Regions from separate parts of the Homo sapiens genome. Here region 2 is linked to region 1. A link is a contact called in ENCODE Hi-C or POLR2A ChIA-PET data. All regions are on one chromosome and are shown on one strand. The core of a region is the stretch at or near the end of the contact, and the rest is flanking DNA. Distances in the headings are between cores, read along the strand shown.

Region 1 (6,162 bases), core at 1,757-4,256:
GATAAGTAGAAAGCTGGAAAATGGCCGGGCGCGGTGGCTCACGCCTGTAATCCCAGCACTTTGGGAGGCTGAGGCGGGTGGATCATGAGGTCAGGAGATCGAGACCATCCTGGCTAACAAGGTGAAACCCCGTCTCTACTAAAAATACAAAAAATTAGCCGGGCGCGGTGGCGGGCGCCTGTAGTCCCAGCTACTCGGGAGGCTGAGGCAGGAGAATGGCGTGAACCCGGGAAGCGGAGCTTGCAGTGAGCCGAGATTGCGCCACTGCAGTCCGCAGTCCGGCCTGGGCGACAGAGCGAGACTCCGTCTCAAAAAAAAAAAAAAAAAAAAAAAGAAAGCTGGAAAATGGTCTCTCATTATTTAGTTTGCATTTCTTCCATTATTAAACATGTTAAATATTTTTCATGTATTTATATGTGCAACATTTTTCTTATTTTTTCGTATGTTTGACCATATGAAAACCTTCAGCCTAATTCCTATGCTTCTACACTCCAAGCCTGTGAGACAAACCAGGCAACAGTAGTGTTCTCAGCCTTGCAGAAGCAATGTGGCTACTGCCACCGCCCACAGCCACTCCTGGTCTATGATATCAACAAGACTGAACCATATTTCTTATTTTGTGAATTACCTGTTTGTGTCCTTTGCTCATGTTATTTGGAACATAAAGTTTTATGACTTTTGTGTCCTCAAATGTCAACTATCTTCATAATGAATAATCTTCTTTCAGTGATTTTTCCTGAAATTCCATTTTGACTGAGATTAATATTGTAACCCTTGTTTTCTTTTAATTTATATTTGTATGAGGTCTCTTCGCTCATCCTTATTCCTTATACATATATACATATATTTTTTTTTTTGAGATGGAGTTTCAGTCTTGTCACTCAGGCTGGAGTGCAGTGGCGTGATCTTGGCTCACTGCAACCTCCGTCTCCCAGGTTCAAGCGATTCTCCAGCCTCAGCCTCCCGAGTAGCTGGGATTACAGGTGCCCACCACCATGCCTGGCTAATTTTTGTATTTTTGCTACAGAAGGGGTTTCGCCATGTTGGCCAGGCTGGTCTCTAACTCCTGACCTCAGGTGATCTGCCCGCCTTGGCCTCCCAAAGTGCTGGGATTACAGGCGTGAGCCACCATGCCTGGCCTCATCCTTATACTTCTAACTGTTCTGAGTAACTTTGTTTCAGATCTGTGTTAGCATGTGGGTAGATTTTGGTTTTTGACCTATTGTGACAATCTGACATATTTTATTTGATACATACAAAAGAATATATAACATGTTTGTTATTAAACAAGGTAGTTACACTCAATTATTTTATTGCTAGCTCTTCTCTATGTCTGTTTCTCTTTTTATCTATTTGTGAGTCTGCTACTGGTTGTTTAACTGTTTCATGCATTCAACTTCCCAAGAGAGAATGTTATAAAAATGTGAAGTGACTAATGTAACTCCCATCAAATATAATCCTTAGTTGCTAAATGAGATATCCTTTATCAAAAAAGGTTACTTTTCTTGGTAATTTCAAATCTTTAAGTAAATGGCTGTACACATACTATCACATATTCTTTTCTTTTTGTTTTTTGTTTTTGAGACATAGTTTCGCTCTTATTGCCCAGGCTAGAGTGCAATGGCGGGATCTTGGCTCACTGCAACCTCCGCCTCCCAGGTTCAAGCGATTCTCCTGCCTCAGCCTCCCTAGTAGCTGGGATTACAGGCGCCTGCCACCACGCCCAGCTAATTTTTTGTATTTTTAGTAGAGATGGGGTTTCACTATATTGGCCAGGCTGGTCTCAAACTCCTGACCTCAGTGCTGATATTACAGACGTGAGCCACCACGCCTGGCTCTGCATATTCTTCTTAAGGATATTCATCAAGGATGGGACAGAGATGCCACTGCTGCAGTTTTATGGAGGGCACAGTTCCTCACCAGTACTGACCTTCTGAAGCCCACCATTCTCCTCCACCAGTGGCGGAAGCACACTGGGGCTGCTGGGTGGAGGGGCCTCCACATTGTAATCACGGAAGCAGCAGAAGAAGGAGCTAAGGATGCTGCGGCTCCTCTGCTTCTTTAAGCTGACGTTGCACTGGGAGGCTGGAAACAGAAACAGAGCACACTATGGCCAACTGCAGCATGTACTGATAGTTGTAATATAATGCAAAAATCTGAGTGTGCAGTTGCCCCCCAGACCCCAGATTCCAGCCCTGAGGGCCTGCTCAGCAGGAGAAGATGAGGGGCTCCTGGAAGTTACTCTAAAGAACTGTGAATCAAATGTGAGAATCCCAGGAGCCAGCTAGTTGATGGAGTCCAATCCCTCTGGCTGGACAGGATCCCTTTGACCTCAGCCCAGCAGGGGCTGCCTGCTTATTAACTGACCCACCCACAGGGTCAGTCCCCATCTGCATTCCTGAACCTAGCAGATGAAGTATTCCCACCCTGCACCAAGCACTACTTCAAAACAAACATCTTCTCAGGCACAAATCGACTTGACACTCCCTGGGAAGCATCTCTCCATTATGGATACCAACAAATAATCACTTTGAATCTAGGTTCTTGGACATCCCCTGCTCACTATGGAAATGACTAACTTCGTGGGTTAAGAAATGAGATATGTAAAGGCACAAAAGAACCGCCTGCTTAAACTCGCCAAGAGTTTGTCAAGAAGTTGGTGGGGGCCTGGATCCACAGAGCTTAGGGCTGAAGGCTTCCTTTACACTTAAAAAACATAAACAGCAGGAGATGTTGGATGGAGAACACATGTTCCTGCCCAAGTAGGGCCAGCCAGGGCAAAGCCCATCTTCACGAGATCCAGGGCAATACTGTGCCCTGGCCTGCTCTGAACTAAGGCACTGGAGGGAGTGACACATCCTTTCTGTTTATCCAAGGCTCACGACAAGCTGCCACAAGTCAGGAATAAAAGGTGAAAATTAGTATAGATGAAAAACACCCCTCAGGGGAGGACTGACAACTTTGAGGGGCAGGAGTATTTGCCTGGGAATGCAGCCGGGACTGTCCCACCACATGCCATGCCTGGGCGGATCAGTGGTGCACTGAGAAGAGGCCGCAGGCAAGGGACCATGCTTAGGATTAATGGGAAAATTGCCAGAGCAGGAAATGATTTAAGTCCACATGATAACTGTTGGAGCTTATCTCTTCTCCCAAAAAGCAATTCTGGCACAATTCCTCTTTTTGTGCACTTACGAGTGATTTGTGTAACACCTAGTTCCTCCCAAGAGATCACAAAACCTTTGCTGAATGTTTTGGGGGTGCTCTTCTGCCAGCAGCAAAACTAAGTGCATTCAGATGGAAATTCTGAAAAGGGACTGAAAAGCTGTTATTCCAGCAACTCCACAGATATGAATGGTTTCTACCCTAGGTTTGGGCAAATGGCCCAGTAAGTATGAATTTAAGATCCACACTTACTAAAGATGAGCTTCAGAACCATAAATCTCTGAGAAAGCTGGCTGTTTTTATCTTCCTCAAGGATCCTTGGGTGCCTGTCATAGAGTACCAGCCATCTCATTTCAGGCGTCTCATTTCAAAGGCAGGTCAGGCCAGACCAGGCCATTGGGACCGCCAGGCATGCGGGCCACCTAAGTGGCAGTGTGGGAAGAGATAATAATCACTGTTTACCAAGGGCCAACCCTGTAGGTCCCGATAGTTCACAAACCTCATCTCACATACTCCTAAGGAGATAGGTTTACTGCTTCCACCTTACTGCTGAGAAAATACAACTATTGAGAAAATACAGCAGGATTGTGTCGGTTCCTTTGCCAGATTCAAACCCAAGTGGGCCTGTTTCCAAAGTGTGTGATTTCCCCATGTGCCATGCTGAATACAATCTTGAAACAACTTAGGTTAGATTAAGAAGGTGGAACATGCCAAATAGGGAGAGAAAAGCATTGCAATAAACTTGTATTTAATATAAATGATTCGTTAAACCATTTCATTGTTACTCTGGGTGTTTTAATTTTTATGCCACACCCAGATAATTTAGTCAGGGGGAAAAAAAAATCTTTTCCCTGGCTGATAGCACATTCCTCTGCAAGTAAACAAGCTATTTGTTCATGTCTCAGAGACACTGAGCAGTCTGCAGAAAGCACCTTCCCAGGTCCTATTTTCATCCTTGGATCACACGAACTTTCCCCATAACTAACTAACTAACTAATTAACAAATGAACTTACATACTAAAAAATTCATAAACTTGGAACCAGTACACTATTCATAATTTCTACCACATGATTACTTACTGTACAGAAGCTACACACTGCTAACGGAGTCAGTAAATTAGTTATCTGAACACCTGGGAGGCCATCGTGCCTCCAGACAGGGAAAGGGAGCTTACCCAGGTCTTTCCTTCTCTGTATAAAGAGTGAAGCAGCCAAAGTGGTTTCATTTTCACAGCTGTGGGAGGTTCCAGGATTCTTCCTTTCAAATAAGGTTAGTTCTAGGGCCTGCAGGAACCTCTTGGAGGCTCAGTGGCTAATTTTCTAATCACTCTTGGATTGGTCTAGAACTCTCAGAATAGGAGAAGTGGGAAGGGTAAATGGAAGGATTTCCTCAGTATCAGCACTGGCCTCACCCACCCTCAGCATTCACTTGTTCCTGAATAGGGCTCCAGACGTGGGTGCTCTGGACTAATGACCCTACTGCCTTCCAGCCCCAGCTGCTACTTCTCTCCCCCAGCTATCATCCAGAAGGTCCTTGATTTGCTCATAAACTGGTAAGAGAGTTTTGGTTGACACATGAAATAAAAATTCAGTTTAATGGACAAATGTTGACGTCATAACATTAGGTGAAAAAGTTAATATATATTATTGTATATCTGACTTGATCATAACTAAGCAAAGCAAACTAAAAAAGATTATAATTGAGAAAAGATTTGCAAGAAATATGTCAAAAGGTTAACAGTAATTAATTGTCAGACCATAAGTGTTTACATTTCTTCCACATTTTCCAAATGTTTTCTGGTAATTATGTATTGCTCTAATAATGGGGGGGGAGTAAACAGTCTTGTTAAACTGTCTTTTGGCAACTTTGTGCTATTTCTAAACCATATCCTCCTTCTAATTCTCAACCTTCAGCCTAATTCGTACGCTTCTACACTCCAAGCCTATGACACAAACCAGGCAACAGCAGTGTTCTCAGCCTTGCAGAAGCAATGTGGCTACTGTCACGGCCCACAGCCACTCCTGGTCTATGATATCAACAAGAATGAACATACCCACCAAACTCAAAACCGGAGGAGGCCCATGTGAAAAGAAGGTACCAAAGAAGTGTCCTTTTCCCAGTAGAACGCTCCTGCTGGCTTTCTCATCTGGCATCCAGCTCCACCGCTCATCCTCCTTGTACACACAAAAGGGGTCTTGTTGCTTCTCTGCTTTGACCAAGACTTTACCTCTCACCACCTTTCCTCGCTTGCCCCCTTTACGTTTCCACTGATAAGACACATGAGAGGTCTCCTGGTGGCCCAGGTATCCAAGAACAAGGTCTTTTAGGATATTAAAGATAGTTGAATGCATACATCTCCCCATAACATTGGTTTTAAGAAATTACTTTGGAAGAGCAAAGGAGGGAGTAGCAACTATGAACGTCAGTCTAAAATATTCCGTAACGATTTTCATTTTTAAAAATCAGACTTAGGAGGAAGGAGTCATCAAAAGTCATTCCAAAGTTTTCTGTCACTTTTCCCTGATAACCTCCCTTATCCAAACCCAGCACCTGCCCACCTTACTCCCTAGCTTCCTCCATGGTAGACTCCTCATCACACTGACATCCCTTCTCCCACTCCTCCTCCCCCCATTTCCCCACTTCTCAGAGCATCCTGCTCTTCAGAGCCTGGCTCAAAGCCAACCTCACCCAGGAAGCCTTCGCCAACCGCCCCATGGAGATCATTTGTTCTTTGGCCACTAAACTCCCAAATGAACGTGTGTCTGACTGAGCTGTGTCTTTGGGCCAGGCCAGTTCATCCACCTGTCTGCTGGACATCTCCTCTGGATGCCTCGACTCAGCATATCTAAATGGGGCTCACCACTCCCCTCTTCACTCAGGGTACCAATATCCTAAGCTAGACATCTGTCCTTTTCCCTCATTAAGTTGTTGGTTCTGACATCCTAATCGATTCTTAAATATATCCTTAGCAACTCCTTGTCCCTGCCCTATCCTGGCTC
Region 2 (6,010 bases), core at 2,217-4,716, 53 kb after region 1:
CTGGGCAACAAAGCAAGACTCTGTCTCAAAAACAATTAAAAATAACAAAATAACACAATGTTAAAGCATTCACTTCCCACCTCACTGAAAGACATGATGTCTCCTACCTATCTATTGAATAAAACCCAAAATTGGTTTTCAAGGCCCTGGTCCTACCTTTCTAGCTCTTTTTCACATCACTCTAAACATCTACACAGACTCCTGCACCTTGGATATCCTTCCGCCCCCTTGGTGATGCCCTCTGTCCTGCTGTTTTAAGATACCCCTCTTTCATGCAGCCTCCGTGGCTCCTCAAACCTAATATGCGCTTATTCTACTGAACAACACCCCAGCACGTCTGTACCTCTCTTAGAGGATGTATCAAATTCTGCATTCAATCATTTGTATGTTTGTATCATATCCTTCGTTAGGCTGCAAGTTTCCAGAAGGCAGGGAAAACATCTGATTCTTACTGATTGATTATTCCACAGCCCTTTGTTTATAGGAGCGCTCAAGAAACTGAGAACAAATGTGTTCATAACACATTTTTCTTGTCTGTTTATAAAAGCAGATCCCAATGAAGCCTCAACCAACTGCATTTCAGGAATTCTGTGTACATGGAATCAAAAAGTACAATTTTACTTCACTTTTTCTTCTCAATATTTTATTTTGTAAATGTTCAAACATACGCCTGTCATTAACTACAGTTCACTATTAGTTTTTTTTGAGGTGAAATTTACATTCAGTGAAGTGCCCAAATCTTAAGTGTACATTCACTGAGTCTTGACAAATATATATACCTGGGTAAAAACTCTTACTTCTCTATAGGAAACTACTGTTTTGATTATTTTTCCTCTACCATAGACTAGGTTTTCCATCCTAGACTGATTCTCCTGGAGAAAACTATAAACTATTAACAAAATATAAAAAATAACTACCTGGAAGCACTGTAAAAAGATAGACAGTAAGCAGATTTCAGAGCGGGGAGAATGACACTTGGAAAATGGAAAAAGATCTAGATATGTTTTTCAGTTTTATGGCTTTCAGCCTGGTGTCAGGCTGCCACCAGTGCCATGCTGCATGGCTAAAACTCCAATAGACAGCATGTAGTGCTTGGGTGACAGACTTTGGGACAATCACAGCCACTACAAAGTGAAAGGGGAGAATCCAGAAAGTACAGAGCCAGAAAGGGAGAGCCCCAAATTCTATGTAAAAACTGCCCAAATCTTTGGCTGACCACTGAACTATGCATGCATGGGGCAGACGCTAAGCAACCTAGCTAAGGATAAAATAACTAAGCCGAGAATTGAGGTAGTGCCTCGATTCAGAGACAGAGTTTGTGGTTTTAGCTCAACCAAGCTGAATGTTGGCAATGGCAAAAAACAAAAGAAACAATAATAAACAACGACCCCTCACTTCCCGGAAAACCTGTACAGAGGAATATAATAGAATCCAGAGTCTCCACAATGTAATATGCACAATGTCCAAAATACAATCCAAAATTATTTAACATACAAATAAATAGGAAAATGCAACCCATCCTCAAGAAAAAAGACAGTCAATAGAGAATCCAAGATAACCTAGACGGTGCAATTAGCAGATAAGATTTTTTAAAATAGCTATTATAATTGTGCTCAATGGCATAAAGCAATATATGAAATATATAGGAAACCTTGGCAGAGAAAGTATAAGAGAGAACCAACTGAAAGTTCTAGAATTTAAAATATAATATGTGAAAAATTTTAAAAATCACTGGATGAGCTTAACAGAATAGTGATAACAGAAAAGGTCAGTGAACTTGAAGATAGATTCATAGAAATTATCCAATCTGAAGAACAGAAAGGAAAAAAGATTGAAAATAAATGAACAGAGCCTCAGACCTGTAGGACAACATTGAAAGGTCTACCATAGGTTTAACCATAGTCCCAGAAGGCAAAGAGAGAGAGAATGGGACAGAAAAAACATATTTTTTTAATGGCTGCAAAGTCTTTAAATTTACAGATTTAAGAAGTTCAATAAAGTCTAAGCAAGATAAACATAAAGAAAGCCAAAGATAAAGAGTAGAAAATCTTGAAAGTAGCCAAAGGAAAATTATACATTACATAAAAGTAACAATAATTCCAGTGACCACTCACTTTGAATCAGAAACCAAGGATGCCAGGAGATCGTTATAACAGCATTTGGAAAAAAAAACTTGGCTGGGCCTGGTGGTTCACGCCTGTAATCCCAGTGCTTTGGGAGGCGGAGGTGGGAGAATTGCTTGAGGCTAAGAGTTTGAGATCGGCCTGGGCAATATAGCGAGACTCTAGCGAGACTCTCGTCTCTACAAAAAAAAAAAATAACTTTTTTTAAAGTTAGCTGGATAAGGTGGTGTGTGCCTGTAGTCCGAGCTACTCGAGAGGCTGAGGCAGGTGAATCACTTGAGCCCAGGAGTTCAAGGCTGCAGTGAGCTACGATTGTGCTACTATATACTCCAGCCTGGGTGACACCGTGAGATCTTTTCTCTTAAAACAAAACAGAACTTCATCCCAGAATTCTATATCCAGTGAAAATATCCTTCAAGTATGAAGGTGAACTTTACATTAAGTTTACATTACCTTTACATTATCTTTTAGTCAAAACTTTTTATTTTATACTAATGGTTAGCCACGTAGCAGTTTGCATACCAATTCATACAAACTTCAAAACACATTTAAAAATTAAGAGTAATTAAAAATATCATGTGGGCTGGGGGGAAAAATCAACAAAACAATCTGTCACCCATTTTTTCTTTAATACTGAATAGTGTGCAAGAAGTTACTTTTCTGTAATCTGCTCTAAGACTGAGAATCATTTATACTGGTCTATACCGCCCTGGCTATCTCTTCTTCCTCCTTTTCCGCAATTATACCACTAAGAAAATCAAGGAATATTTATACTTATTCCTCTAAACATTATCGAGACCTAGAGAAAGAATGTAGAACTGACCACTAAACAACCACCTGCTAACCACCTTCAAAATGAAGGGTAGGCAAATGATTAGGCATAAAGAAAGAAAACAGGCAAGGTATCCTGAAAGGACACATTCGAGTTGGAGAATTAACTGCAAAGGTTGAGATTGAGTCAATATTTGCATTAGAAATCTCAACCTGAATTAACACATTTGTTGGACTTGTTAGTCCAGAAATAGTTCCCCAGAGAGCTCTGGAAGTGTGATCTCCAGCACATCTGCTCTGACTTTTATGAGTTCTCTTAATACTTTTTAAAGCTGCTGTGAAGTGTTAATTTTTGTTCAAAGAAAGATTACCAAAGAACCTGTTGGTAACACAAAGATTTCCTTCATACTATTCTTCTGGCCTTCCTTAAACCTAGAAGCTGTTAACATCCCAAGCTGATTGCCAAACACAGTTATTAACTAGCCTCTGACATCCAAACAACAGCTGTGTTCTGTCCTGCTAAAGGGCAGCCTCACTCAGACAGTGACTCTCCAAAGGTCAGCTGTGTCCTGCAGCAGGAAGTCCACTCCACGGTTGGTGGCACATGCCTGCACAATGGAACAGTCTATGTTTGTCCCAATTCCCTTTCCTCCCTCTTGGCTAATCTTCACTGGTTGTAAATGTTCAGCTTGCCTTGCAGAGGAAGTGGGGGCCTTAAACTTCATCCTGCATGTTCACCGCTGCTCTCACTCTCAAACTCTTTTCCCTAAAGATCACCTTAGAGCTGCCACTGAAAATGGTGCTGAAGACAAAGGACCAGAAGATAAATTAAAAACACTTGCCTCAGAAGCAAGCACACTTATTAAGTATTTATTGTCAGACATCGTTCCAGCTTTCTTATACTATCCCCCCCACTTCTGTAAGGATTGACCCTCCCATTTACAGGTAGGGAAAGTGCAATTGCTCAGAGAGTTTAAATGAACTGCTTATGGTCACGTGGCTTTGGAGGGACACCATAAGAACACTCAGTTCTCTCTGACTCAAGCTTAAGGGTCTTTCTACTCTGGCAACCTTCAGAAGTGGAGATACCCTTTAGAATTCCAACTGGATTAAAAAAAAAAACTTGTCATATTGATGAGAGGTAGGTGGAAAGTTGATTTTAAAATTTATTGGAGGAGTAAATGCATAGAAATAGCTAATGCCATTTTAATGGTGATGATGCCTTTACAGGTATTAAAAAAATATGTTATAAGACTAAAGCATAAAACAGTTGGTATTTGTTTACACACAGTACCTGGCTGATAGTAAGTAGTCAATAAATGTTAGCTATCATTATTATAATGTTAGGTGCCTTTATATGTATTCCTTCATTTAGCCTTTTTTAATAGGAACACTGTGAGAACAATTTTATTCCCATTTAACAAATCAGGAAATTGAGGCACAGAGAGTTTAAATAACTTGCTAAAGTAAGTAATTGAGTATCTAGAACCTGAACTAACTCTGTCTGACTTCAGAGTTAAAGGTGTTAATGCAGCACTGATACTAATTATCAAAAGTCTGGGGAACCTAAGTGTTCATCAGTAGGGAGATGCATAGATGAATTAAGGTGCATCCATATAAAGAATATTCCTGAAAATGTGGCCGATCTGTAGGTTCTGATATTAAAAGATGTTTACAATGTATGTCAACAGAAACAAAAGTTGTATTGATCTCATTTTTATTAAATGATTATATATGTATTGTTATAGCTGTTGTAAAGTACATAAGCACATATATATGTGTGTACATGTATGTACATGTATGTACACACACATATATATGTTGTACAAAGCTGTACAGACAGATATACACGTACACCATCCTTATTCTCTATGGACCAGTACATCATCCTTATTCTCTATGGATAGAATTAGGGTGAGGGATGGCAATCCTTTTTTAAAAATTTTTTATTGTTTCAACCTGTTACAAGCATGTACTGCTTCTATAATAAACAAACAAACACATTTTAAGAAAGTGACTCACTATCTGAAAAATGAAAGATATTCTTTTTAAAAAATGCTTCCATTAACAGGTTAAATGAAAACTAATTTTAAGTGCAAATGGGTCCTTCCCTACTAGGAATTCAGTACAACAGTTTCCACTATAAAACGGCACTCTAAGCCTGCAGTAAAAGAGGACAGTCTGGGTTTTAATGCACACAGTCTCCACAAACAGCTGTGTCCTCGCTTGCAGCTGGCCTGGTGCCCTGCACACCTGTGCGTAGGAGTAGAAGGGCCCTTTCCTTCACAACCACTGCTTTCAGCCAGTGCTGGTCAACAGAAGTAGGGTACAGAGAAGTGAATGGCTGCTTGAATATCACTGTGGTCTGGGTGGTCCAATTATAACCAGACACACAGTGAGCCCAGACATGGATTAATCTGGTTTGGGGTAGATCCCAGATATATAAGGTACTGTAGGTCAGCGGTGGTGATGTATGGAAAGGTCACTCCCTGGGTAACGGGTAGGGATGGAAGGAAATCTGGTTCATTCTCTGTTCTCTAGACTGATTACTGGATCAAGTCAGCCTAGAACCATATCCTAACCCCAGCATGGAACAGGGTAGGCATGGGAGAGCCTAGTGTGCCCACTGGTTAACTCTACCCCTGGGGCTGGCCTAGAGATATACTCTTGTGTCATACTAGGCAAGCTTCAGACAGTGAAGTAGAATTGTCATTTGATGCCATATTCCGCTGGTGAGTGGATTTCAGATAGAATTTCCTTGGAGTTGTCTCAATAACAAGGTGGCAAAACCGTTTTCTAAATCCATCTATGAAGGAAATTTTCTCCTTCCTTCCTCTTTCCTCCCTTCCTGTTATTAGGTATACACTCCCGCTCAGCCTTATAACCTCATCTGAAACTTGGTATGGCTCTGGCAGGAGATAGCCCAGTTACCTGCCAACAGACAGGGAGGACATCCTGTGAGGAGGAGCCTCAGAGCACGGAGCCTGGATCTGATGGAGACTCTGTGCTCTACCCACCATGCTGGCGACGCCTGTGGTGGCAAAAGCTTCTTGGATGATACTGGTTTGAGTTTTCTATTCACAGTCAAACTTTTAACTTTTACTTTTTTATCAAAA

The links. Hi-C counts contacts between places; a loop is a spot of excess contacts on that map. ChIA-PET counts read pairs that join two places held with the same protein, here RNA polymerase II (POLR2A). Pooled maps may share reads with other maps.
Region 2: a map of sigmoid colon shows a loop between it and region 1 (1.8-fold over the local background). The contact joins two enhancer-like sites. A Hi-C loop is called at or near these places in 9 of 168 maps with a recorded cell type or tissue (Caco-2, Calu3, G401 and 6 more), 5 of 37 single-sample maps with no recorded cell type and 11 of 50 pooled maps. POLR2A ChIA-PET finds 5 or more read pairs at or near these places in 8 of 52 experiments (AG04449, BJ, HepG2 and 4 more).

The regions. Positions count from the first base shown.
Region 1 is chr3:37,942,980-37,949,141 of GRCh38, reverse strand. CTDSPL (CTD small phosphatase like) reads right to left here. Exons shown (of 8, transcript NM_001008392.2): 2 at 1,931-2,085. Among named protein-coding and RNA genes, the nearest start is that of MIR26A1, 23 kb to the left of the region's middle. Within about 2 kb of position 3,006, at least 17 of the 41 ENCODE cell types and tissues checked have a DNase peak (open chromatin) inside an H3K27ac peak, as active enhancers do; they include PC-9, where a contact is called at or near this core.
Region 2 is chr3:37,890,572-37,896,581 of GRCh38, reverse strand. The region is part of intron 1 of CTDSPL (CTD small phosphatase like); the gene reads right to left. Among named protein-coding and RNA genes, the nearest start is that of CTDSPL, 32 kb to the right of the region's middle. Within about 2 kb of position 3,466, at least 15 of the 41 ENCODE cell types and tissues checked have a DNase peak (open chromatin) inside an H3K27ac peak, as active enhancers do; they include PC-9, where a contact is called at or near this core.